2 separate regions of the Mus musculus genome follow, and region 2 is linked to region 1. A link is a loop called in an ENCODE intact Hi-C map of the cell type or tissue named here. Cell type or tissue: left cerebral cortex. All regions are shown on one strand. Links, peaks and the distances in the headings refer to the core of each region. The heading gives the core; the rest is flanking DNA.

Region 1 (12,797 bases), core at 2,612-10,611:
CAGCTGCCTCAGTGAAGGTGAACCTTGTGCTGATGTGGCAGTTGATCCTAACCAACGACTGCACTTTCTTGGAAGCCCTACCAAAAATTCCTTTAAAACTCATAACTTTTCATGTGGGTTTTTATTGATTTGTGACTTGTAGGCATAGTCTTTGGCATAAGCAGAACCAAGGTCATCGTTTCAAAGGTGCCAAATTGGTCCTATAAGATGGATAGCAGTGTTTGGAAAACTGTAGCACAAGCAGTGTGTTCACAGCGTGGTGTAATATGAGAGCCTGATCAGCTTCGAGAGCCAGTGTTCTTGACTCTCACATTCATCTGTATTTTTTTATTAGACTTTCTTACAACTGCCACCTGCCATGGTGGAAGAAGGTGAGGAAGGTCAGAGCCAAGAAACAGAAATGGAAGCAGAAGAAGAAACCGTGTCTGCTCAAGGTAACCTCACACCCAGTCCAGCGGATGCCAGCCTGAGTCAAGAGACCCCAGCCGCTCAGCCTGACTGCTCCAGTCAGACAGAAGACACCTCTGCCCCGTGTGACATTGCTACTGCAGCTGAGCCTGTCTCTGCAGCAGCAGAAGCTGCCACCCCACAAGATGCAGAGTCTGTCCCCACAGAGACCGAGTAGCCTATCTGCAGCACAGCCTGGGACATTCCATTTATAAACTCTAAGTGAGGTTACCTTTTGAATTTCATACTTAGTTACTGTATGACTTTAATAACACCAGCTAATTTCAGTACTTATGGTTTTTAGCTGGTTTCCTTATTTTGTATATTTTTTATTTGTAAATATTAAAAATAACTCTAGTTTCATTTGTTCATTCAGAAGAGAAAATAATTTTGATTGCTGAATGTATCTGAGGTAATCCCTGCATTAAAATCATTTTCTATCAAACATGTAAGGCATACTTGCCCTTTTTTCTTTTCGGGGTTTCATGTAGCTCAAACTGGCCTTGAACTCCCTGTGCAGCTCAAGATGACTTCAAACTCCTAACCTCCTGCTCCCTCCTCACTACTGCTGCGATTGCATGCACTCTGCCAAACTCGATCGTATGCTCTGCTGAGGATCAGACCCAAGCAAGCGCTTACAGCGAGCTTCATCCGTGATATACTTCACGTCTAGTAAACTTCTCTACAAAAAGGGGCATAAGACACTAGAATTTACTCTCAGTGTTCCAGGTGGGGGGCACCATCCATAAGACACTAGAATTAACTCTCAGCGTTCCAGGTTGGGGGGGCACCATCCATAAGACACTAGAATTTACTCTCAGCGTTCCAGGTGGGGAGCGCCACCTTTTCTCCACCCACCCTGTCAGCTTCTCAAGCCTAGTGGCCTCCCCTCCCCCCTTTCTTTCTGTAAGGACATAAAGAGCCACAGGGGAAAGCCCTTTGCAATCTATCCAAGAGCCTGCTCATGTTTTTTCCTCTGGATCTGAAAGTGATTTAGTCACCCATGTACATGTGACCCATGGGCAGCGTGCAGCCAAGGACGGCACTTATACAGCCCAATAAAATTTTCAAGTGTTTTGCAGTTTTTAAAAAGTATGTGCTTTTTAAGAATTGCTTAGCTTCATTTTCTATGTATATGGGGGTTTGCTTGCATGTATGTCTGTGTACCACATGCATAGAAGTCAGAAGAGGCTATCAAATTCCCAGGAACTGGAGTTAACAGATGCTTGTTAGCCCCCATGAGGGTGCTGCAAATTGAACCCTGGCCACCAATACTCTTAACCCCTAAGCCACTTTAGCGCATTTGTGGTGTTCTTAAGAAAGAACTTTGTTACAATGTCAAAAGGTTGGACATGTCTATTTCTTCGTTGGAGTCTTGTGTATTGGTAGGGCCCACTTGAGACCTGAGGAAGTAGAACCTTAGACATAGGGCAGGTTCTCCACGCCACAGTTATCAGATAAGACTAGTGAAACAACTAGGGTTCACCATCCAGCTGAAAGCGAAGACTGTTGCAGCACCCAAGTCTGGGTGTGATAGTGATTGAACCTGGCTCCTATGTGCAGTGGAAGCCTGCTAATGCAGCCTTCTGAGTTCTGTGCCCTGTTGAACTTTGTTGGTCAAATGGACAGATGCCTTAGGACTTTGTTACAGAAGTGTAGGCATCCAGCCAGCAGCTGTAGTGGTGTTCTGAAGTTGTTTAGAGAAGTAGAAGTTCAGGCTCTCTGTTCATCTAAATCTACAAAGCAACTGGGTCCCCTGTTGGCTCCAGCACTTCGTGGCTTGAGAGGCTCTCTGCACAGATTACTGTCTGTCCTTGTGAATGTCGCTGTGGTGCTGGAATTAACAATGAACGGAGCTAATGTTTTCTGACAAGCGACCTCTTCTGATGAGGACCCTGGGCATGGTGGCGGGAGTGGAAGACAGGGCTGCGCATGTATCCATGGGAAGCAGGAATGGCTGCTATTATTCCTCCTTCTTGATCTGCCAGAGTTGTAGTGGGAAACATTCACATAGTGTCTCCCCTCTAGTGCCTCTCCCTATAGACTTCACCTTATCCAAAGGACCTTTAAAGACAGAACCACACTGAGATCCCTCTAATCCTGGCAGTGCCAAGAAATGGTGGACTCATAACCCAAAAACTCAAGTCAACTATATGTTGAATAAATATCTGTTCAGCTCCCAGGCTACAGGAGCCACTCTCAGCCCACAGTGTGCACCAGAACACTTGTATAAATGTTGAGTGTGGAGAGGATGAAGGGACGGAAATGCCCAACATAAAGCCCTGACCTATTTTCTTATCAGAGTGAGGATCAAGCCAGATAGTCGGTTACGTAATTCCTCTGATACAAGAGTTTGAAACAGGTGAGGGCATGTGTGTGAGGAGCTGCACTCACAGAATTATTTTCATTTTGAATATACAGTAGCAGGCTCTGCAAGAAGGAAAGCAGCTTTGCTGCATTACGGGGGTTTCCTGGAAAAGATTCTTTCCCGCCACCTGTTACTAGATAGGAATTAAGATACCAGCAATGAAACAAGCCCAGGTCTGGACTGTCATTGTCTGCCTGCGTGACCATGGTTGGTTTGCTTGGTTTTGGGGGTTTGGGCGTTTTTTTCTTTTTGTTTTTGTTTGTATGTGTGGGGGAGTTGTTTTCTGGCTCTTTATATCATACTAAAAATCAAAGCAAGGTGGACACTGGCTAAGTATTTAGTCAAAGGAAATAAAAGATGATGATGAATTGGAACTGGGGTTTCAATTTTAAATCATTCATTCACCATGAAAGTCAAAGAGATAGAGTTGATAGCGAACAGGGGGATTTTAGTAGCAATTGAAAGAGATTTGCCTTTGCCCCTCCCCTCTCTTTCCCTCTCTCTAAGAATGACTAAACAGCATTGGGAGGCCTACTTGAAGAGAGTGGTTAGATAGATCCACGTTCAAATCCTAAAGATGTGTTTTGCTTATGTTCTAAAATGAGAATGCATGAGCGATTACTGCACAAACTCTGGGGTTCCGGTTTGGTTTGGAGTTGGGGCAGACATGAGATCGGTGTTCCCCCATCTCTCCAGACCATGTGTCAGATTTGAACTTGTCATGGCTTGGGAATCTACTTTTAAAAAGAGACCTGGAATATGTGTGCCCAGAGAGTGATCACGAAACTGAGCAGTTAACATAGTAATCTGTTTTTCGTTTTGTTTTGTTTTTTTTTCCTCACCAAATTCTGAGTTACAAAAGTTCTTTATGACAGCAGAGAATAAAGGCTCCGATTGATTTGGGCAAATGGCTGAAAAGATCTAAACGTTACCAGGGTTTCTAAGTTAGTGTGATGATAAAAGTCGAGATGTTTTACTGGATACTGAAACACTATAAATGGCTCATTTTCAATCTATAAAAAGTAGTTAGTTTATGATTATAGCAAACATGGGTCATGTAAGACAGACTGGACTCATTGAGAACAGAGTCAGATTTTACCTAGTTGTTTATTAGACATTGACCTGACCTTAGGCAAATATAATCTCTCTAAGCCCTGATTTTGTTTTGTTTTGTTTTGTTTTGTTTTGTTTTGTTTTGTTTGTTTTTTGTTTTAAATCTACCAAACCATGAAAAAATTGTTCAGGAGTTTCTGTTTGGTTTTGTATACTGAATATAAAACTATCTGGTAACCTATATGCTTGGTAAGTGCCACTCACTTGGTAAATGGACTCGAGTTCTCCAAAAGCATTGTGACTTGTGGGCTGTTGCCAGTTAAGCTCTGGCTGCTGCTAGTATCTGAATTCCTGTCCGTGGAGCACAGCGCTGCGGTTGGATGATAAGGCAGACACATGGTGACAGTTGACCTTTGAGACTCATCAGAGACATGGCTACTGACTACATACAACAGTGAGTCCATCATAACATGACCTGAAACTAAAATTCTAGTAGCAGAGTATGACCAGAAAGAAGTCAATAGGTCCCACCATACTTCTGATATATGGAGCTTTTGGTCTGGGTAATTACTGTAGATTCTAAGTCTAAAGACAATGTATGGTCCTACCCTTGGAGTGGATTTATTGTTCATTTGCTTTGATTTGTGACTTTCATGTGCTATTTTCTTCTTATCTTGTACTCATCTACATAGTATTTTTAGAGATGTTTGTTCAATTAAGAGCATAGAAAAAGATTTTTAAAAAATTACTAATACTGACCATTTTGCACAAGCCAGAAGAGCACTTAAAGATAACAGTGCCATGCTTCCTGGCAAAGTGTTTGGTGGTTAGCCTTGGTAATTATGAAGCAATCATGTTAATAGATGTTTAAGGAGAATGGAACTGGAGCTGTGCTGAAGCTGAGGATGGAAATGAAGACATGTGAGACTTTTCATCCACTGGTGCTCGTTAGCATCCCAGAAGGGTTTTAATTAAGTGGATCTAGGAGCTTTGGATGCTCTAGTTTTCCTTCCTCAGAAGAAACCCTTAGCTCAGTCTTCCAGAACGAGCCTCAGATCACACCATGGTGAAGGCTGCTGGTGTGTCAACTTTACTCGGCTCTCTGCTGTTTGCCTTATTTATTTCCATGCCCAATATATACAGTGATATCTGATCCCACTATTTCTCAGAAAATGCTACCCTTAAATAATACTATGAACAGCGTGTTCCATGGTCAAACTCACTCGGGCATCAAAATTAATTATTCCCCCTTTACAGAATCACAATGCATTAGTAGCTAATTATAGGTTCAGAGAAGACCTGCTATAAAGAATCATATTTAACTTCTTCAAGCCTAGCATTTCTCAAGCTTGAGATTAGAGCAGAGGAGTTCTGCTTTTGTTTCTTTAATAAGCTACCTTATATAGCTACTTCCTCAATCTATGGCTTGGGAACCGTTATCTCTATATCAGTATGAGCTCATACTCTCCCATTAGATAATAAAACCCAAATATATTTTTCAGTGAGGAAGTCTGAGGTGAAATGGTTTGTGTAAAATGTTATAATCCAATATCATTGAGTGTCATATGGCATTACTAGCAGCATCCTGAATGTGCAGTTGTAATGAAAATTTAGCCTATGTGCCATGGCGTCTGTTTACATTTTAATTTGGAGCTCCAAATTTTCACACCACCCCTTTCCTCCTAATTCCTACCATACAGTAAAAGCTCGTGTTACCAACTTCGTTCCTTTTTCCTTAAAAAGTTTAAATTTCAAAAATGTAAGAATTAATTATTCAACTAGTAGGGTTTAGCCCAAAGAAAATTGATGGAGATTCATATAATTTCCTTCCATAAGGATTTTTAACACATAGCATGACATGCTGAAGTCTTGTGGTTGATAACTCCTCTCATGATTCACTTCTCCGACTGACTTTACACCATACTTCCTTTGTCTTGCAATCTAAGCTAAGATGATAGAGGTTTCTCTTTGGAGCTGCCTGTGTGTGTCAGGCAACAATGGCAGAAGCAACCCCAGTGGTTTGTAAATAAGAAGCCCAAGGCCTTGAGTGATTTGCTTTTAGGGCAGCACAATTAACTTGAGATCTAGGCAAATACCCCAGTATAGATGCGCTTGCTTGAGACAATTCCAAGTAGAAGAGGCAGCACTCAAGCTTTGCACGTAAGTCGACAGGACTAAAGCTTTGCTGTCAGGGTTAGCATCCCAGAGGAGCCTGGGTTACAAAGACCAGAAGGAAATAAAGCACCTGTAGAAAAGATGGTCTGATTAAATAGTGTTTATACTAATAGGTGAGTGCCAAATTAGTGTTTGTTTTGGTTTGAAACAGACATGAGCCGCACATAATGGGCAGAAACCCTACTAAGCCTTCCTCGGTGCTTCCAACATGCTAATTAATTATGTAGAAGTCATGGTCTGTTTAAGCAGTGGCAGAGCAGGTTACAAAACAAACTGAATGTGAGTTCTAGTAAGGAGGCCCTTAGCACTCACTGAGATCTATGGTTTCATCTACCCTTGTAGGTTTACTGGTTCAGCCGACAGTCAGCATTCAGTCTCAAACCCAACGCCTGTGTGTGCTGGCTGAAAAGTATGTCAGTGTGCCTTAAAGCTCCCAAGAGCTTTCTAAAACAATTCTCAGCAAGATGATCTTTCTCAGCTACAAAAATAAGTTCTGAAGCTGCTGCTGCCAATCTGTCTCCCACTCAACTTCTTCCTTTTTGAATCACTCAACTTTGGAGGAGATTGGCTCTTCCTAGATAGTTCCTGGAAGGCAACCGTAGAAGACACTAGATAAAGACCTCTGTAGCCACAATTTCCTGGACGAATGACTTACGCATGTGTAGCTCCATTTAGTTTTCAGCCTCGCTACTGATTAGAATCAAAAGGAGTGTAGGAGACCTGTCTGGTCCAAGCACTGAATAGGGTAGCCCACGTTTGCAGCAGGCATGTGTTTTCTGGCTCTTCTGACATCTGATGCCTTGAGCCTACTCCTCTTGTCTCCATGTCTCAACCTCATCTCCAAGCTTCTCTTGTGCTCCTGAAACCCTGTGCTACATCCCAGCTTCTGACAACTCTTCTTGCTTCTTTTGGAGTCTACAGATGTTAGCTCTTTTCTGGTGTTGCTGAAAATGGCATCTGTGTTTTCATCTTCTAGTTTCTCTGTGGTTTTTTGGATCATTTCCCATAGGAAAAGGACCAAATACTGACTTTGAGTGATGAAAATAGATGGCCACAATGAACTTGCTTAAAAAGAATTCAGGGGCTACACAGATGGCTCAGCAGTTAGGAATGCTTCCTGCTCTTGCAGATCACATGGCAGCTCACAACTTCCTAGAACTCCAGCTCCAGGGCATCTGATGCCCTCTTCTGGCCTCCAGGGTCACCGGCATGCAAATGATGCTCATGAACTCATACAGTCACACACACACACACACACACACACACAACACACACACACACACACACACACACACACACTAAAGAATTCTGAAGAAAGTTCTAGACACTGTTCTTTACATTTCAATATGATTTTCATATGTCACTGTAGATACAAGAAAAATGCAACACATAAAACTCCTATGTGTCACTCCCAGCAATTGAGGTTTATGAATAACCCTTTTTAAGATATGCACGTTTGTATGTTTGTGCTTACACATGTTCATGAGAGGATGTTCACATGTGTGCCTGTAGAGGTGTGGTTTGAGTGAGAATGACCCTCATAGGCTCATATTTGAATGCTTGGCTACACAGCGCGTGGAACTGTTTGGAAAGTCTTAGGGTTATGGCCCTGTTGGAGGAGGTATGTTAGTGGTAGTTAGCTTTGGGATTTCAAAAGCCCACACCATTCCCAGCAAGCTCCATCAGAAAAGTACTTTACTAACTGAGCCATTTCCCTGTCCCCAAAAAAGTGTGTACATTTTAAATCCCAGTATGATTATATATTTGTGTTGAGCATTCTGTAGCTATTGTTGGAATCATAGAACTATAAAAGTATCGTCTCTTCCTAATGAATAGATAGGCTTCTTCTGCTACTTTGTATTCTGCCTTTATTTTAAATGTTTCTTGTCATATAGTAATACACTTACACCATATTTGCCTTTCCCCTGCTGTCTTGATACCCTCCCCATGTCCTTTTGTTGGGGCTTGGATTATGAGCAGCATACCCTTCTTCAGCTAATAAATACTGCATTTCCGGCAGAAGGCAGAAGATTCCCAAGTGACCAGCAAAGTGTGCTGTGTCATTCACAGCAGAGCAGCATGAGCATCAGTGTTTGAGTCAGTTCTTCTCACTCCCTAGACCTACAGGAATGAGGACAGTGGATCGTGAGAAACATGGGAATCCCTCCGCTCTTACAGCACAGCACCAAGTCTGTCTGCTCTCTGTCCCCGAGGGAGGCATATCCTCATCCCTCTAGGTTTCCTGCTACAAATGCAGCCCTCGTGAGAAATGCCTGGGTGGAGAGCAGCTGTCTGTTACACACACACATGCACATGCTCATACACACACACACACACCACCGTGGGGAAGCGGAAGCGCAAGCAACGCGTTCAGAGGTCCTCTGTGGTCATGAGAGCATCTGTTTCTCTTTGTAATTCTGTCATTTTTTGCTCTCCTTGTTTTAAGGATGTATTATGTATATGTACAGATTTCTAATCACAATTCCTTTCCAACTAGAGTGGCGTTTATAATCAGGAAGGGGACTTAACTCTTGCAAGGTTTCTTGTCTCCCTCCAGTGCTTTACTGAGTGCTGACTTAATTCTCCCAGTTTTCCTTCGCTCACGTGCTCCCTGGCATAGCTTTTCACACTCCCTTGGATAATTCTGTATCCTTATATTTAAGCGTTTTCTTCTGAAAGCAGCCCGTGTCATCAGACAGTGTTTATATTTCAAATAGATTAGGTCACTTAACTGTAAATACTTTACTATATTTAGGTGTTTTCAATATTTCAATGTTCCCTGGTTTTCCTCTTTCCTTGTTCCCCTTGCATATATAAAGTACTTTTTTAATTTCCCCCTTTCCGTGCCTCACTGCTAACATATTCTTCTAGTTATCCCAAAGACTACTAGAGGCATTCTTGACTTACCCATTCCACTTCCCAGATAATGCTAAGTCCTTATAAAACTGACTGCATTGGCCCGCCCCCCCTTACTATCCATATAAATGTTATCTCTACAAAAATGTCCATGTTTTAATTAAAAATGTAACTATTGTTATTGCTTTCTGAGTTAATTTTCATTTCCCAACCACGCATTTGCCACACTCCTTGCTCTTCTTTTCTTCCTACACTCTGTGCACCTGACTGAAACAATTTTCTCTATGAGGAATTAAATCCCTTCATTATTTCCTGTGGCTCACGTATACTCCTGACACTGTCTGTTTTTGTATTTCTGGAGATGTCTTCCTTTCACCTTTGATGTTGAAAAGTGTTTTCACTGCATCTAGAATTCTATAGGCTTGGTTGTTATACTTTGAGTGCTGAAAAACATCATTTCAATTTTTTATCCCTTCTCTGTTTCTCCTTGGAAAAGTTGGCACCTCCTCTTCCTGGCTTCTTATAGATGTGGTCTGTTTTTATTGGCTGCTCAATGCTTCACACACCTGTCTTACACACATTGCTGCCCACCTTTGGCTCTGTTCTATGTGATGACATAACTCATTCTCCATAATTCCCATTCTGGCTTTTTTATTGATGTTCTTTGGGTTTTTTGTTTTTGTTTTTTGTTTTTGTTTTTTTAGCAAACTCTAATGCTTGGGTGACACTTGTATCTTGTCATCTATTTTCTTCACATTCTTTGGCATTTCTAGTACCTGGGTGGCCTGTCAGTATTTTTATTCTGTTCATTCTATTTTTTTCAGTCTATAGAAACATAGGTGCCTGGCATTGTATTCAAATGTTGCACGGGATGGACCCCCTTCTCTTGCCACATGGTCATCAGTCCTCTCTGTGTGGGATGGGATGGATGATCATCTGACTCTTTGGACCATCTTTGCTCATGAGAGTCAATGATTCCATTGAAGCCACGCCTTCTATATTTTAATCACTGTAATTATAAATGAATGCACATCATTCTTATTTAAACCTTATTTTAAAGTGCTTGTGAATCTAGAATCAGAGAAATCTCTGTTGGCATTTATTCTTAATTTCCACTACGGTCTATTTAATTTAGAATACAACAGGCCCTGGGCTCAGGCTTGTGGCTGACCATTGTGTGATTTATGACCAGAAAGGCCAGTCTCCTTCTAGAATGAGAAACAAACCAAGCAGACACTATTTCATCCTAATAGGATGTGTGGTCGCACAGGCATCTCTTGTCTACTCTGCTTATATAATTCAGGAGAACACTTAGCACAGTTTAACAGACTTCTTCTCAGAGAGGGCCCGGGCGTGCAGCACCCTGCCAACTTGCCCATTAGTTATGGAGAAAAACCACTTGTATTCTGAAATTGCATATCAAACCAGGCAATCACCACACAGAAATAGCCCAGTGAAAAGAAAGCGCTGCTATATTTGAAGCCTTAATCATGTGTATTTATAGACCTCGGTTTAGTTCTGTTTGAAAATTTTCACATTATACAGTAGCATTACGATTCCTAACCAACCAGAGGGTGAAAGGATGCGACGTTTGGTCTACTTAATTTTCTGAGTAAGTTAAACCTAGTCACAAAGAATTTTTCTGGTCACCCCTTCCTTACTGAATGTACTTCAAAAATTGCTTTAGTCATCTCCTACGTCTATTGCTTATTGGGGGCTGGTGCAATATGGCAGTATCACCAATTCATAACAGATCATGTAAAAACATAAGCACTAGAGAGTCCACCTATGGCATTGTCTTGGTTTGTTTCTCTATTGGTGTGATAAAATCCTGACCAAAGGTAACTTGGAGAGGAAAGGGTATGGTTGGTATATAGGTCCACCATGAAGGGAAGCCTAGGCAGGAACCTGGGGGCAGGAACTAAATGAGACCACAGAGGAATTCTACTCGCAGGCTTACACATTCAGCCATCTGTCTTACATAGCTCGGGCCCACCTGCCTGGAAGTGGCGATGCTCACTGTGTCCTGGGCCCTCCTCCGTCCATTAGCAATCCAGAAACTATCCTAACAGACATGTCCACAGCTCAGTCTGACTAGAAGCAATTGCTCAACTGAGATTCCTTCTTCCCAGGCCTAGCTAGTTTATGTCAAGTTGACTAGAGCTAACCAGTACAAGCATGCCCTCAACACTAGCTTTGAGGGTAGCCACTCTTCCCCATCTCCTCATCACTTATGCTGTCAAGGGAAGGCCCCAGTGAGCAAGCAGGGAAAAGGAGTATACTATGAGTGGGCAGCAGTGTAGGTCCTGATTCAAGACTTGGCCCAGGACATTCAAAGGAATATAGGAGATAGAAGCTGGAGAGGAGGCCAGAAAACTGGACACATATATAAACTGAGGGGTATCTTTTTTTTTTTTCTGACAGTATCCTATAGTCCAGTTCTCCTCTGAATGTTCTGAGTTCTTTATCAAACTTGTGACCTCTTCCTCAGTCCGCAAGCTCAGTTGACTTAGCATGTTTTCCTCTCTGGTATTCCCCTCTACATTACCATGGGAGCCAGTCCCATATCTGCCTGTATCTTTCTTCTCTATACATGCTCAGTGACTTCCATTGTCCAGCACTTGTACACAGGAAAACCTGGCAAAGATGGAATTCTGTGTATGCTGCCTCATGTCCACACATGCAACTGAAATTGTGGCTGGCGGGACTGTGAGAGCAAATTTGAATTTAACGATAGATAATTCTAACAGCTGCATATAACTTGTGTTACATGCAGTTAGACAACCCATCGTTTCTTTCCTTTTTTTTTTCTTTTCTTTTTAGCCTTTCAGGAAAGCTCTAATTCTTTTGTAGACAATTTCCCATGAAAGATTCATTTTATTTTAAAAATTCAGCAGTGATATTTCCATGAGAACGCTAAAGTTTGATGGTTCAGTAGAAGCTATTCATGCTTGTTTTCTTAGCCAAGGACCCACAACCTAGAGACTAAAGTCCATTTCCACTCTGGAACTGTGTTGCTCAACACATGGACAATGCCCTAGGCCTCAAACAAGGCTGAATGAGCTGATTGTTCCTAGGTACAGGGACAGACTGCAGGCATCACTGAGGACCAGGAAAAGTGCCAAGAGTTGGTCCCAGTAGGCAATGCAAAATGTCAAGTGGCATCATGTCAGAGCAAAACCAGACAGAACATGGTGTCAGGGAGGGGGAGGCAGTGTCCTACACACCAAGGTCTACGAATGAGGTGGTGGTGGCACTAGTTCTGGGACATGTGACATAGGAGTAGAGCGTTATTTAAGATTAGAGCTGCATTTCTCAACCTGTGGGTAGTGACCCTTTGGGGAGGAACTGAATGACCCTTTCACTTCATGTGAGGTCACCACAACATGAGGAACTATATTAAAGAGTTGTAGCATTAGGAAGGTTGAGAACCGCTGAATTAGAAGGAGTAGGTGTGGTCTTTATCCAAAGAACTATGTTACTGGAGGTGGGGTTTAAGATTTCAAAAGCCCACACCAACCCAAGCATTTTACTCTCTGTGTATGGATCAGGATGTACCTTTCAGCTACTGCTCCAGTGTCTACCTGAAGGCTGCCGTACTCTTCACCCTAACTGTTTACCACTCTAGTTAGTGGCATAAACCTGAGGGAGTGGGGCCTAAAAATAAGACATATTAATAGCATCTCATGCAATAGCCAACTTTATTCAGAGCATCTGGCAATTTATACCACAAGGGTTAAGATGAATCATGAGTAAGGTGTTCAATCACAAGGGCAGAACACAATTGGCAAAAACATGTTTTCCATAGAGCCATATAAACAAATAACAATAGCCAAGGGTAATGTGTAATCTAAAGTGGAATCACTCCTGTTCGATACATCTAGAAGGGGCATGAAAG
Region 2 (12,797 bases), core at 2,097-10,096, 230 kb after region 1:
ACAAGTGAAAGTCTTGTATGGTAAAAACTGCAAGTCTTTGAAAAAAGAAATTGAAGAAGATCTCAGAAGGTGGAAAAACCTGCCATGCTCATGCATTGTTAGGATTAATATAGTAAAAATGGCCATCCTACCAAAAGCAATCTACAGATTCAATGAAATCCCCATCGAAATTCCAACACAATTCTTCACAGATCTTGAAAGGACAATTTTCAGCTAAATATGGAAACATAAAAAACTCAGGATAGCTAAAATAAAAAATTCTGAATTTAAAAAATAAAGACAACTGAGGTATCACCATCTTTGATTTCAAGTTGTACTACAGAGCTATAGTGGCAAGAACAGTATGGAAATGGAACAGATGTGTCAATCAATGGGATCAAGTTGAAAACCCAGACATAAATCTACATGCATATGAACACCTGATTTTTGATGAAAAAGACAGAAATACACACTGAGGGAAAAAAAAAAGCATGTTCAGTAAATGGAGCTGGTCAAGCTGGCTGTGGCTGCATGAAGAAGATTCCAACTAGATCCATACTTAGCACTATGCACAAAACTCAGCTCCAAATATATGGAAGAACCAACATAAAACCAGATACACCAAATCTGATAGGAGAGAAAGTGGGGAATAGCTTGGAATTCCTTGGCACAGGAAAAAGAGAAAGCAGAGAAAGCTGCACTAAAGACTGTGTTACATTCTGACAAGAGATCAGCTACATGTCGCCCATGTCCTGACAAGTTGTGAGGTTGAATTAAAAAGTAATGGACCCCTTTGTTTGGTGGAGAAATTTTTCAGAATAGCCTAACATTGGGGCTGGGCATGTTTGCTACTGCTTGCTTTTAGCCCCTCTGCAGTGAAAATGGAGAAAATGGAAGAGACTAATGTTAAACCAGTGAGGTTTGAGAGCACCTGAGTGCGTTTAAAGCTGTGAGCAAGGAAGCACTGACAATGTGGAAGTGGAGAGAGAGAGATTAGTGTGTGCACTTCACCCTGGGACAACAGGGAAGGTGCTTTAAAGGAAAGATGCCACTTTTCGAAGCCCACAGAACCTAAGAATGCAAACTCACTTGAGAGATCTTTCCTTGTAAGAAGACAGAACCTTCGGGATGTCACACTTGAACAGGGCTACCGGGGGAAGTGTTTTGTTTTATTTTGTTTTATTTCTGTGTAGACACTCAGAGGCCACTGTGACAGTAGTAAAAGGGGATGAGCTGTGTGAAGCTAGCAGCCAAGCCTAGCATTATCCATTTGGTGTTGATTTTGCAGGTGTGGACTCGATAATCAATGTTTATACTAAGGTTCCTGAGAAAGACAACACCCTAGGGTCAGATGACCTATAAGGTGCCCCTGATGACCTGGGTAAATCTATGGTGTATCTGAGTAGAGTATGAAGTTTTTGTGAAGGCTGAATAGCAGTGGAGACTTCCTGATGAGGGACATGTCAGGGATGTGCTATATCTGCTAAGAGAAGCTGTAGGCAGTAAGTGGAACATGTTATATCTTGTAGCCAACAAAGCCCTAGAAGTCCAATTCCCCAAACCTGTTTTGGCCTAACTAAGCAGTTGTCAACCTGTGGGTCCTGACCCCAACTCTTTCACAGGAATTTCCCAAGACCATCAGAAAACACAGACATTTACATTATGATTCATAACAGTGGCAAAATTACAGTTACAAAGTAGCAAATGAAAATCATGTAATGTGAATCAGCACAACATGAGGAACTGTATTAAAGGGTCACAGCATTAGGAAGCTTGAGAACCATTGACCTAGATGATGCCACCACGAGCCCTAATATAGGTCAAGGAGGTACAAAATTTAATGTTTGTTGTGCTAAGTCTCAGTCTTGGACCGGTCTGATCTTTTCTTGCTATGACTCCATTCCTCACTTCTGGAATGGAAATATCCAAGTGTCATCATATATAAAAGTATGTGGCCGGGCAGTGGTGGCACACGCCTTTGATCCCAGCGCTTGGCAGGCAGAGGCAGATGAATCTCTGAGTTTGAGGCCAGCCTGGTCTACAGAGTGAGTTCCAGGACGCTCAGAATCACACAGAGAAACTTTCTCAGAAAAAAATTAAAAGAAAAAGGACAACGTAATTTGTTGTCATATTTTATAGGAATTCACAGCTCAGAGCTTTCCTAGAATCCAGATAGAGACTTGCCCTTTTGAGCAGTGTTGGGACTGGTAAGACTTTGGGGACTCCTGAAGTTGGACTGAATAATTTGGCACATTGAAAAGGCTAAGAGATTATTAGTGGCCAGAGGAGAACTGTCACGTATTGACCAGGGGCTATTCCCCTCAGGCTGATATTTTTGAATACTTGGTCCCCAGCTACCATACTGTTTAGAGTCCTTTGAGACATGAGGCCCACCTGGTAGCTATCCGATACTATGGCTCCATCAGTCCAGCTCAAGGCTTTCTCCCTTAAGTTGTTTTGGTTCTACATTCTCTCTTTGTTCCACAAACAAACATACTCAAAATCAACCAGGTTGGACTTGATCTCACAGAGTACTGTGTGCATCTGCCTCCTGAGTACTGGGATTAAAGGTGTGAGCTATCAGGTCTGGCAAGAAATGCACTTTTATTTGGTACCATCTGCATAAACATATGTGTGACCAGAAAGGGAACTCCCACACTTTGGTAGGCCTGCTTGTCCCCACTTCCTGCTTCTACACAGAGAGAAAGAGAATTTCTGCTTCTCCCCAGTAAGCCTGCTGACAGAACTGGTTGAAAAATGGAATTGTGGGAGAGCAACAGTAATGGAGACATGGTTAGAAAGCAACAGTAGCTCAAGGAAGAATGAAATCTTTATGCGAAAGAGCAGGGATCTAAGGAAGTGGGCTCACAGATGCTATTTTTATTTTGAGCATTTCAGGGCAACACAGATTGAGTTAATGATGTATAGCTCCAAGGCAACTCAGAAATGGCAGGGCTCAGACTAGCAGAGATGTACTTCTTGTAGACTAGGGAGAGATGCTGAGGCAGGTCTGGGGGGCTGTGCTGAGCCCCTGGCTGCAGATTCAGAGGCAAAACATACCGTGGCAGGGGATTTCTATCCCCCCCCCCCCAGGCAAGTGGCAATTCGCCTGCCTCTTCTTCTTGTCAGTTTCACAGCTTGGAATCTACTGCTCCATTTCAGTGGTTAAGAACCTTTTATATTGGAGTAGCCCCAGAGGTTCAATGACAGACATGAGCCAAATGAGGGTAGGAAACAATTAAAAAGAACCCTGAATTCCGTTTCACCTCTAGTGTTTATGTCTTCCGAGGGAGACATAGAAGTATGCAGGAAATTTCTAAAACCCTTCTGGGGTACTTTGAGATGCTTCCTATTGTAAAGGATTGCTAAAGACCAAAGAATCTGCGCTGCCTGAGGCTTTCTTTTTGAATGACTGGAGAGTTATTTTAATTTTTTTAAAGGCAGTGAAGATCAATCAAGACATTTTGAAATCTCATCTCAAGTTTCTTCTTGACAAACATTTTTTTCAAATGAACTTTTTATGAAATTATTTAATTTTACCCATATTATTTTAGTATGCCAAAACCTGAATCAAAACTACTTTATGAGCCTCAAAAGTCATTTACATGTGTGGATATGGCTGTGTACATTTTCATATGCACCTATAAGACAATTCTATTCTTTGTGTGTAAAGTGTGTGTGTGTGTGTGTGTGTATGTGTGTGTATACATATGAAAAGTATGCATACACAGAATATATGGAGACCAGAGAAGGAATCAGGTGCCCTCCTCCATTGCTCTCTGCCTTATTCCCTTAAGACAGTATCTCTTGCCCCAGATTGAACCTGAATCCCAGTGTTTGGGCCTGGTTGGCTGGCACATAGTTTCATTGGATCCTCCTGTCTCCACTCCACCAATGTTAGAATTATAAGAACAAACGGCCATGCCTGACTTTTATGTGGGTGTGCCGACTCATACTCAGAGCCTCATAGTTACATAGTAAGTATCCTACCCCCTGAGCCTCTCTATCACCCCTCCCCAGCTCAAGTTCAAGAGATGCCAATTATGTCCTATAGACACAGAAAGGCCCAGGCTCTGTCCTCATTCTCTCCTCCCACTGTGTGAGTGATACCATCCCCTCCTGGGGCTTATTTGTCAGTAGTGATTTCCAAAGCTCTGCATAGGATGTGTGATAGAATGTGACACAGACATGAAAGAGTATGGCAGAGGACATGGCGGTGCTGGTCTGAAATGGCGTAAAGATCTAAGAAGAAGAACTCCCAAGTCTCAATTGTTCTTACAAATTGAACAACAAGAGATGTTAATCCATGATTAGCTTCAAAAGGCATTGCTGGGCTGCACTTAGGATGACTAAGAATTTTAAGAGTGAACTGGAGGTGATGGCATCAACTGATATGAAAAAAAAAAAAACAGGAAGAAGAACAAGCAGGCTGCTGAGGGGTAGACACCAAGACGCTGAGGAGGAGATCAAGGAGCATGGAGAAAACCTATATATCAAGCCAAGGGAACTGTTCATGGAGACACAGTAAGTAAGGTGGACTTGGAGCACCCCAGTAAGATCTGAACCAGGGCAATACAGAGCTGAACGCACTGTGATAAGAAAGGAAAGCCATACTGGTGAATGGCATCATTCAGGGTGAGCACGCAGGGTGGGAGGGGAATGGAGACAAAACCCCAGGGAATCGGAGTCCTTACAGCATGAGTGACATAGGAAACAACTAGGAGACATCCAAGAGGGAGGCACTGTCAGCTAGCCAGGGCAGTGCAATAAAGGCTGAAAACCAGCCAGCCAGCTTGTCTCCCACATTGCTGTCTCCTCAGCAAGAACATTTACAGTGTACTAATGACCATGAGACCCAGACTACAGTGACCCAGGGACAGCGAGGACCAGAACGCCATGGCTAAGGGACACTCTTGCAAGGATTATGTATGAATCCAGTGGGTGGAATAGGGTAGATTAAGAACTTAAGAAAGGTTTTCTCTTGTATTTCTTTTTTGCTGTTCTTTGGTTGGTTGCTTTTCTGAGATGAGTACTTTTTTTTTTTTTTTTTTTTTAGGATAAGAAAAGAACCAATTGAGAAGAAAAAAATTGGAATGGAAAAAAATAGATGAAAAATTGAAATAAGATCCTGAAATGAAAAATGGATGGGCTTATCTGTGCACCTGGAAACATCTCTGTAAAAAGAGGGTGCCTCCTTCAGGGGAAAGAGCTGAGGATAAGTGTTTTGAGCATACACCTCTATACACACATGGAATCATTTCTCTTTGCACTTTACAGCAAGTTCCTTAATTCTCAGGAAGAAGAGGAAAAATAGATTTAGATTTATCCCCACTACTAAAATAACAATAGACATGCAAAACTTATTGCCCGTTTTTCTAATTTGCTCTCTGTTTCTGTGATAAAAACACGTCCCAAAAGCAGTTTGGGAGAGAACAGGGTTTATCTGGCTTACAAGCTACCTGCCCATCCAGTGGGGAAGCCAAAGTAGGAACTCAAGGCAGGAACCTGGAGGCAGAAGTTAGAGCAATACCAAGAGGAAGGCTGCTTGGTGACTTGCTTCTGGTTCATATTCAGCTCTCTTTCTTGCACAACCTAGGTCCAAACTCCTAAGGGTGGAGCTTCCTACAGTGGCTGGGTCTCTTACATTAATCAGCAATCAGAAAATGTCTCACAGACTTTCTCACTGGCCAGTTATTGGAAGCAGTTCTTCCACAGGGTCTTCTTTTTCCCAGATGTGTCACATTGACAACAAACCCAGACCCCTATATATCCATTCTTTTATTGTTATGTGAATGCCATCAAATCATATGTAAAAATTATCTCCCATTTAAGCAAACCAAAAGAAATAGAAGAACTCTCCTAGGCATTACTAATAGGATTCACCATCAAAACAGAATCTGGGTCCATTGATGGCTGGGCTAACAAACCACTCATCAGTCTCTAGTAAAATCTACCACAGTCGCCTCACTGGAAGTAACTAATGCAACTCCATATTTTGCTTTCTCTTTCTCCCTTCTATAAGTTTGGCCATTTTTATAATAGAATGATATATCCCATAATACAAAATATGTATTTAGCTCCATGATATTTATCTCAGTGAATGTATGAATGTATCAAGTTATTTGTCCCATAATACAAAAGTGGTGCCTATGCCCATTCCAGAAGACAAGCTCAGGAAACTTTAAAAGTCACTACAATGATGCTATGGCGAAACTGTCTCATCTGCTACAGGCCACATCATGTTCTACTGCTAGAGAAAAGAGGATAGAATCTGCTTTAGAACATTAGAGTCAAGACCATAAAAGAGTCCCTAGGGATCTAGGCTGCTAAAGCACCCCTGAAACCCAGGCACTCATGAGACTGGAGGATCATGAACCCAAGAGTTCTTGGGTTACTTAGAGAATTGAGAAATGACTTGGAAAAAGTTTACACCATTATTCATTCTCCTCTTCTTCTATAACTTCTGATGCAAGTCACTATCCTTTTAACCTGAACAGCTTTTGCTTGCCATCACAAGTGGAATTATTAATCAAATTTAGTGCACTCCCATGGATCTTCTGGCTAAGTAAATAAGTATAGAGTCGAGAGCTTTGAGCCTACTCATGAACTAAAATTACCTGAAACCAAAATTATTTTATGTTCCCTTACTCCCCTCTGCTGGTGATGTCTAGTATAGTTCTTAGTTACTGTAAAATTAAATTGATATGTGCATTAATTTTGCTTTAAAATTATTTTTTAAATGTACCATTTTAGTTTAAAATTCATAAAACTATTAATTAGAAGAGGTCATTGGTCGATCTTTAGGTATCTTTTCAGTACACCCTGCCCCAACAATATGAGATACATGCTCAAAAGAATGGAGCTTGGTACAATGTGAAGTGTATTTGGACACAAAATAATAATTATAAAATTAATTTATTTACAAGTTAAAATAGCTCACTTTCTTGGCTATTCACAATACAAACCATTCTTACATTTGCTCCCTCTTATAACAATGCCATGTGATAGGTATCCACACCATGAAATCCATAACTTATTCTCCTAAGAAGCAGTTGGAATCATGTGGGCAGCTTCAAATGATTCTAAAGTGAATTTCCGTATCTTTTGACATTGTCATTTCTTTCCACAAGGCTTTTCCTCTTTTCTCCATGATGACATCAATCTCCTCCTTTGAAAAAAATAAAGCAGTTGGGACATTTAAGCATCTCACCTCTCAGGACAATATGAAGAAAGTGATCCTAAAACTAACCAGCCTATTACGGGAAATTGGACTTTACTGAGGGATACTTTTCCTCAGGGAGATTTCCTATAGTCAGGCAAGGTGACTTAGCAACCAAGGTTAGTATGTCCTCACAGGAATAACTGGAACTTTACCAATAAGAATTCTGTATTAGTTGAGCAGTGGTGGCACACGCCTTTAATCGCAGCACTTGGGAGACAGAGGCAGGCAGATTTCTAAGTTTGAGACCAGCCTGGTCTAAAGAGTGAGTTCCAGAACAGCCAGGGCTATACAGAGAAACTCTGTCTCGGAAAAAAAAGAGAACTGTGTATTAGACTGAACACAGACGTAAGGTTTAATGTGTTGGGATGTACAGTTTTATTCTCCAAGTTTTAGCTTTCTTGTCTGTAAGTGGGGATAACAGCCTCTTCCTAGGTGTGCAGTGAGGACTAACAACTGACATGCTGTGTTGAACATATGCTGCTCCTTACCTCCTAGTGCCTTGGTGGAACTTCTTAGATGGTTACAGAATTTAAATTTTGCCAGAGACTAGACAAAAACATCACAGACTTTTGCAGTTTTGAGGCTATGCAGAAGAACAACTCTTTCTAGAGACTGTTCCCTAGAAATATTTCCAAGTCATGCCCCCTTCCTGTTTTATACCGATGTGCCTAAGGATACAGAGCCTTTTCTGGTGGAAGTACAGATGGGAGATGGCCACTCAGCCTCTTCATGTATTTCTACTTACTTTCTTCCTGAGTTGTAAAGCTGCTATCTGTAGTTAATAGTCACTTCTGCTTGTCATCTCTGCTGCATGGTCAGTGAACACTAGCTCATGAATTTGAGTCAGTTAATGTCATAAAATCATGCAGCTGGTGGCTGGTATCCCTTAAAAATAGCCCCGTCTTAACCATTGGGCCAGAATGAAGACATCTCAACATTGGTCCCATTAGAGCTTTTTTTCTTTCCTTGAATTTTCAGGAAAGTTTGTAAAACAAGAATAATGTGTCTGCTGCATAATCACAGGACCTGAGTTTGGACCCTCTTCCCTGTTGCTAAGCACTTGGAGGTGAAGTTCAGCAGCATCCAAGCAGCAGAAGAGATGGTCATTCAAGAAAGATGCTGAGAAGAGTCAACAGGGGGCAACACATGTGAAGGAGGCCTTTTCCTTCCTTTCAGCATCTCATACAACTTCAAAAATATGTCATAAAAATATTTAACATCGATTGAGGCATTTGATATACCAGACAAAATGTTGGGACTACAACATGAGTTGCATTGAGGAGGAGAGGGGGAGAGGGGGAAAGAGGGAGAGGGAGAGGGAGAGGGAGAGGGAGAGGGAGAGGGAGAGGGAGAGGGAGAGGGAGAGGGAGAGGGAAACCCTCCTAATAACTTAGTGATGTAGATTGTCTTGCCTATAAGGATTTTTTTTTCCCAAGACAGGGTTGCGTCTGTAGCCCTGGCTGTCCTAGAACTCATTCTGTAGCCCAGGCTAGGCTCAAATTCAGTGATGTCCCTGCCAGTCACCCAAGTACCTAAAGGCATGTGACACAATGCCCATCTTACTTACTTTAAGAATCACAGGTGCTAGGTGATGGTGGCACACACCTTTAATCCTGGTATTTCAGAGGCAGAGGCAGGCAGATCTCTTTGAGTTCAAGGCCAACCTGTCTATGGTTTGAGTTCTAGGACAGTCAGGGCTAAATAGAGAAACCCTGTCTTGAAACACCAAAAGAAAAAAAAAAAGTTACAGAAGTTATAAATCACCCATGACTAAGTGGTAGAGCTGGAATTTTAGCCCCAGTTGTTTGACAACACTCTCCAAGGTCATCAAAATATCCTGTTCTGATTTCCTAATTCTAAGAGTATAAGCAACAGAGGTCCGTGTTGCTGACTTTTGAGCCCATCATTGTGTTCATAGTCTGTACTGCTGCAGTCAATGACCTGCTCATTCCTGGGCGATTTAGACTCCTCTACCAAGTAGCACTGGATGGGGACCTTCCCAGCAGCTCGTCCAGTTTTTCTTAGCAGCATGCTGTAATTTGAGGTTCTGTTCTCCTTTCACGGGGGTCTTGGTCTAAAGGTTCCCTCTGATGGCCCCTGCTATCTTCCCTTTCTACTTTAAAGTGCTTCCCTCTAATAGCTCTCTTGTACATCTGTTTGTCTTAGCATCTGCTTCTTGGAAAGCCCAAAGAACACATCATCCATGCTGTGTTTCGGAGATTAGTTTAAAACTCTAGACTACTTATGCAAGGGCTAAGTGGAAACTGCTAGGGAGGCTTTGGATCAGAGTCCTGGTTTCATTTCTATTTCTGAGATAATACACTGACAAAAAGCAACTCAGGGTAGGAAGGGTTTATTTGGGTTTGCAACGCTAGGTTACGGTCCATCACTTGAGGAAAGTCAGAGGGAAAGAAGCTGGTCACATCATATCTACTGTCCCAACTGAAGAGAAATGAATGCATGCTTACTTAGTGCTCATACACTGCCCAGGGCCCCAAATCCAGGAATGGTGTCTTCCTACATTAATTATAGCAATCAAGACAATCTCTCATGGGTAGATCCACAGGCAAATCAAATCTAGGTAACCTGTCACTAAGTTAATGACTCATTGAGATTCTCTTTCTTGGTAATTCTAGATTGTGTCAAATCTGTAAACTAGCCACCACACAAACAATATTTTTAAAAGGGTGTGTGTGTGTGTGTGTGTGTGTGTGTGTGTGTGTGTGAGAGAGAGAGAGAGAGAGAGAGAGAGAGAGAGAGAGAGAGAGTAGGTGCCTGTGGAATCCAGAGACATTAGATCTTTCTGGAGCTAGAATTATAGGTGGTTATGAGCTGTGAGATGTTGGCACTAGGAAACAAACTAGGGTTCTTTGCAAGGGGTTTGAATGAGAATGTGCCCCACAGGCTCACATGTTTGAATATTTGGTCCCCAGTTGGTAGAACTATTTGAGAAGAATTAGGAAGTGTGGCCTTATTCAAGGAGATGTATAGCTGGGGGAAACTTTTGTGTTTTCAAAAGCCAGCCAGTATCATTCCCAGTTAGTTTTCTGTCTTCCTCCTAGCTGTGGATCAAGATATAAGCTCTCAAATGCTCCTTCTGCCATGCCTTTGCTCTACAATCATGAACTCTAACCTTCTGAAAATGTACTCTCCAGTTAAACACTTTCTTTTATACATTGTCTTAGACATGGTGTATTATCACAACAATAGAAAAGTAATTAAGTCAAGCTGTATACACTCCTAACTGCTGAGCTAGCTCTCCAGCCTCAAACATTCTACTTTAAGTCATAACCTTCTGACATTGTCTCCAAAATCTCATATTTTGTTTTTATATAGAATTTTAAAAATTATTTTTAATATTATTTTTATTTTATGTGTATGATAGCACTGTCTGCATAAATGCCTGCAGGCCATAAGAGGTCATAAGATTCCATTATACATGGTTGTGAGATGCCATGTGGTTGTTGGGAATTGAACTCAGGATCTCTGGAAGAACAGCCAGTGCTCTTAACTACTGAGACATCTCTGCAGCTCCCCTTATTTTTTAAAATAATATAAAATACAATTCAGCCAGGCAGTGGTGGCGCATGCCTTTAATCCTAGCACTTGGGAGGCAGAGACAGGTGGATTTCTGAGTTCGAGGCCACCCTGGCCTACAGAGTGAGTTCCAAGACAGCCAGGGCTACACAGAGAAACCCTGTCTCAAACAAACAAACAAACAAACAAACAAACAAACAAAACCAATTCAATTTTAAAAGCCTGAGGGCCATAACTCCAATACTTTAAAAATCCAAACTTTCTTAACGATGATACCATATAAAATAAAGAACAAGTTTATACTTTCAAAATATAATTACACAGAACAAACATTTTTATCCAAAAATGTAAAAACAAAGGTATAGCAAGTAACCAATCATACCAAAGAAAGACATGCCCATCATCTGGAGCTCACAGTGTAATTTTCCTGGCTCCAAAGGGCTAAGTAGTCTACCCTTCCCTGTCATCTGCTGCACACACAACTTCTCTCTCAGGTTTAGACTATTGTACCACATACCTCCACCTCTCTTGGTAGACATCCCATGGTCCTGTCAACTATAGATCCTGGAATCTGCCCTGCAACTGAAACCTTACCTTCACAGCCCCATTAAATGTCTTCTCAGGGGCTTCTGCAGAGGGCCTCTAATCCTGTCACATGGTACCAATCTCACCCACTCTCCATAACCTCTTGTTTTCTCATGCTGTCAAAACAGAACCACATGGATGGTATGGACATCTCTAGGTTCTGTTAGGAGCTGAACATATAGCCAACCCAAATTGGACCGAAGTTGTGTCTTCCTTTGTGTGCTGACTCCAAGGGAATACTTTCCCACTGTTTCAGTGAACCACAGGAGTTTTCACTTTAGTGATGCTGATCCTTTAAAAACCACAGCTGCTTCTTCAGCCCTAGTCTCATCAGAACACACACATTCTTAGCCAAAATAGTCATAGAAATAGCTCTTATACCTTTCCCTGGTAGAGTCTTTATTCCTTTCTAAAAATTCATGAGCTGTGCTGCGACTGTCCATATTTAACTCAGTATTATTACTATGGAAGCTCCTACTAAAATATCCCATTAGTCTCTGCTTCCATATTCAATGGGTTTTGTAGCCCAATGTACCAAATGCTTCTATATTCTTCCCACAAAAATAGTTCAAAGCATGTCTTAGTTAGGCTTTCTATTGCTGTGAAGAGACATCATGACCATGGCAACTCTTATAAGAAAATATTTAACTGGGGCTGGATTACAGTTTAGAAGCTTAGTTCATTATCATTATGGCTGGCAGCATGTAGGCAGGCATGGTTCTGGAGAGGTAGCTGAGAGCTCTTTATTCAAACTTGCAGGCAGCAGGAAGAGAAGGAGACACATGGCTTGAGCATCTGAGACCTCAAAGCCTACCCCCAGTGACATAATTCTCCAACAAAGCTATACTAATTCCAGCAGGGCCATACTTCCTAATAGGGATACTCCCTATGGAACTATGAGGGGCCATTTTTATTGAGATCACCACAAACCATAAAAGTCACATGGTCAAGTCTATCATAGCAGTCCTCTTCCCCTTTCACAGTACCAATTTCTGTCCTTGTTTTATTTCTGTTGCTGTGATAAAATACCCTGACAAAACAACAAATTAAGGAAGAGAGAAGTTTATTTTAGTGTGCAGTGCCAGGCTATAGTCCATCATAGGGAAGTCGAGGCTGGAACTTCAAACAGCTAATAACATCACGCCCACAGTCAAAGCAGAGAGAAATGACTGTGGACATGCTTGCTACTTGCTTGCTTGTTCTCAGCTTAATTTCTTCTTGTTGTTGTTCTTGTTGTTGTTTGAGACAGGGTTTCTCTGTGAAGCCCTGGCTGTCCTGGAACTCACTTTGTAGACCAGGCTGGCCTCGAACTCAGAAATCCGCCTGCCTCTGCCTCCCGAGTGCTGGGATTAAAGGCATGCACCACCACACCCGGCTTCAGCTTAATTTCTACACCCATAAAATTCAGGACTCAGGGCTGGAGCGATGGCTCAGCGGTTAAGAGCATTGATTGCTCTTCCAAAGGTCCTGAGTT

Evidence for each region. A loop is a pair of places that touch in the nucleus more often than their neighbours do. Peaks named below come from ENCODE experiments on the same cell type or tissue, not always from the same donor. Only the 100,000 strongest peaks of a DNase experiment are listed, where the experiment ranks them.
Region 2: a loop joins it to region 1, with 5 times the contacts of the local background. A loop is called at or near these places in 5 of 42 quality-filtered maps.

Annotation. Positions count from the first base shown.
Region 1 is chr2:114,089,267-114,102,063 of GRCm38, reverse strand. It overlaps Aqr (aquarius), which reads left to right. Exons shown (of 35, transcript NM_009702.3): 35 at 335-903. The coding sequence ends at 625. Among named protein-coding and RNA genes, the nearest start is that of n-TDgtc2, 7.7 kb to the left of the region's middle. In left cerebral cortex, for the core only: no CTCF peak of the experiment used is centred there; DNase peaks (open chromatin) are centred at 6,522, 7,035, 8,243 and 10,327.
Region 2 is chr2:113,860,175-113,872,971 of GRCm38, reverse strand. No RefSeq gene overlaps it. Among named protein-coding and RNA genes, the nearest start is that of Arhgap11a, 18 kb to the right of the region's middle. In left cerebral cortex, for the core only: a CTCF peak has its summit at 6,643 (motif pointing left); DNase peaks (open chromatin) are centred at 2,662 and 6,564.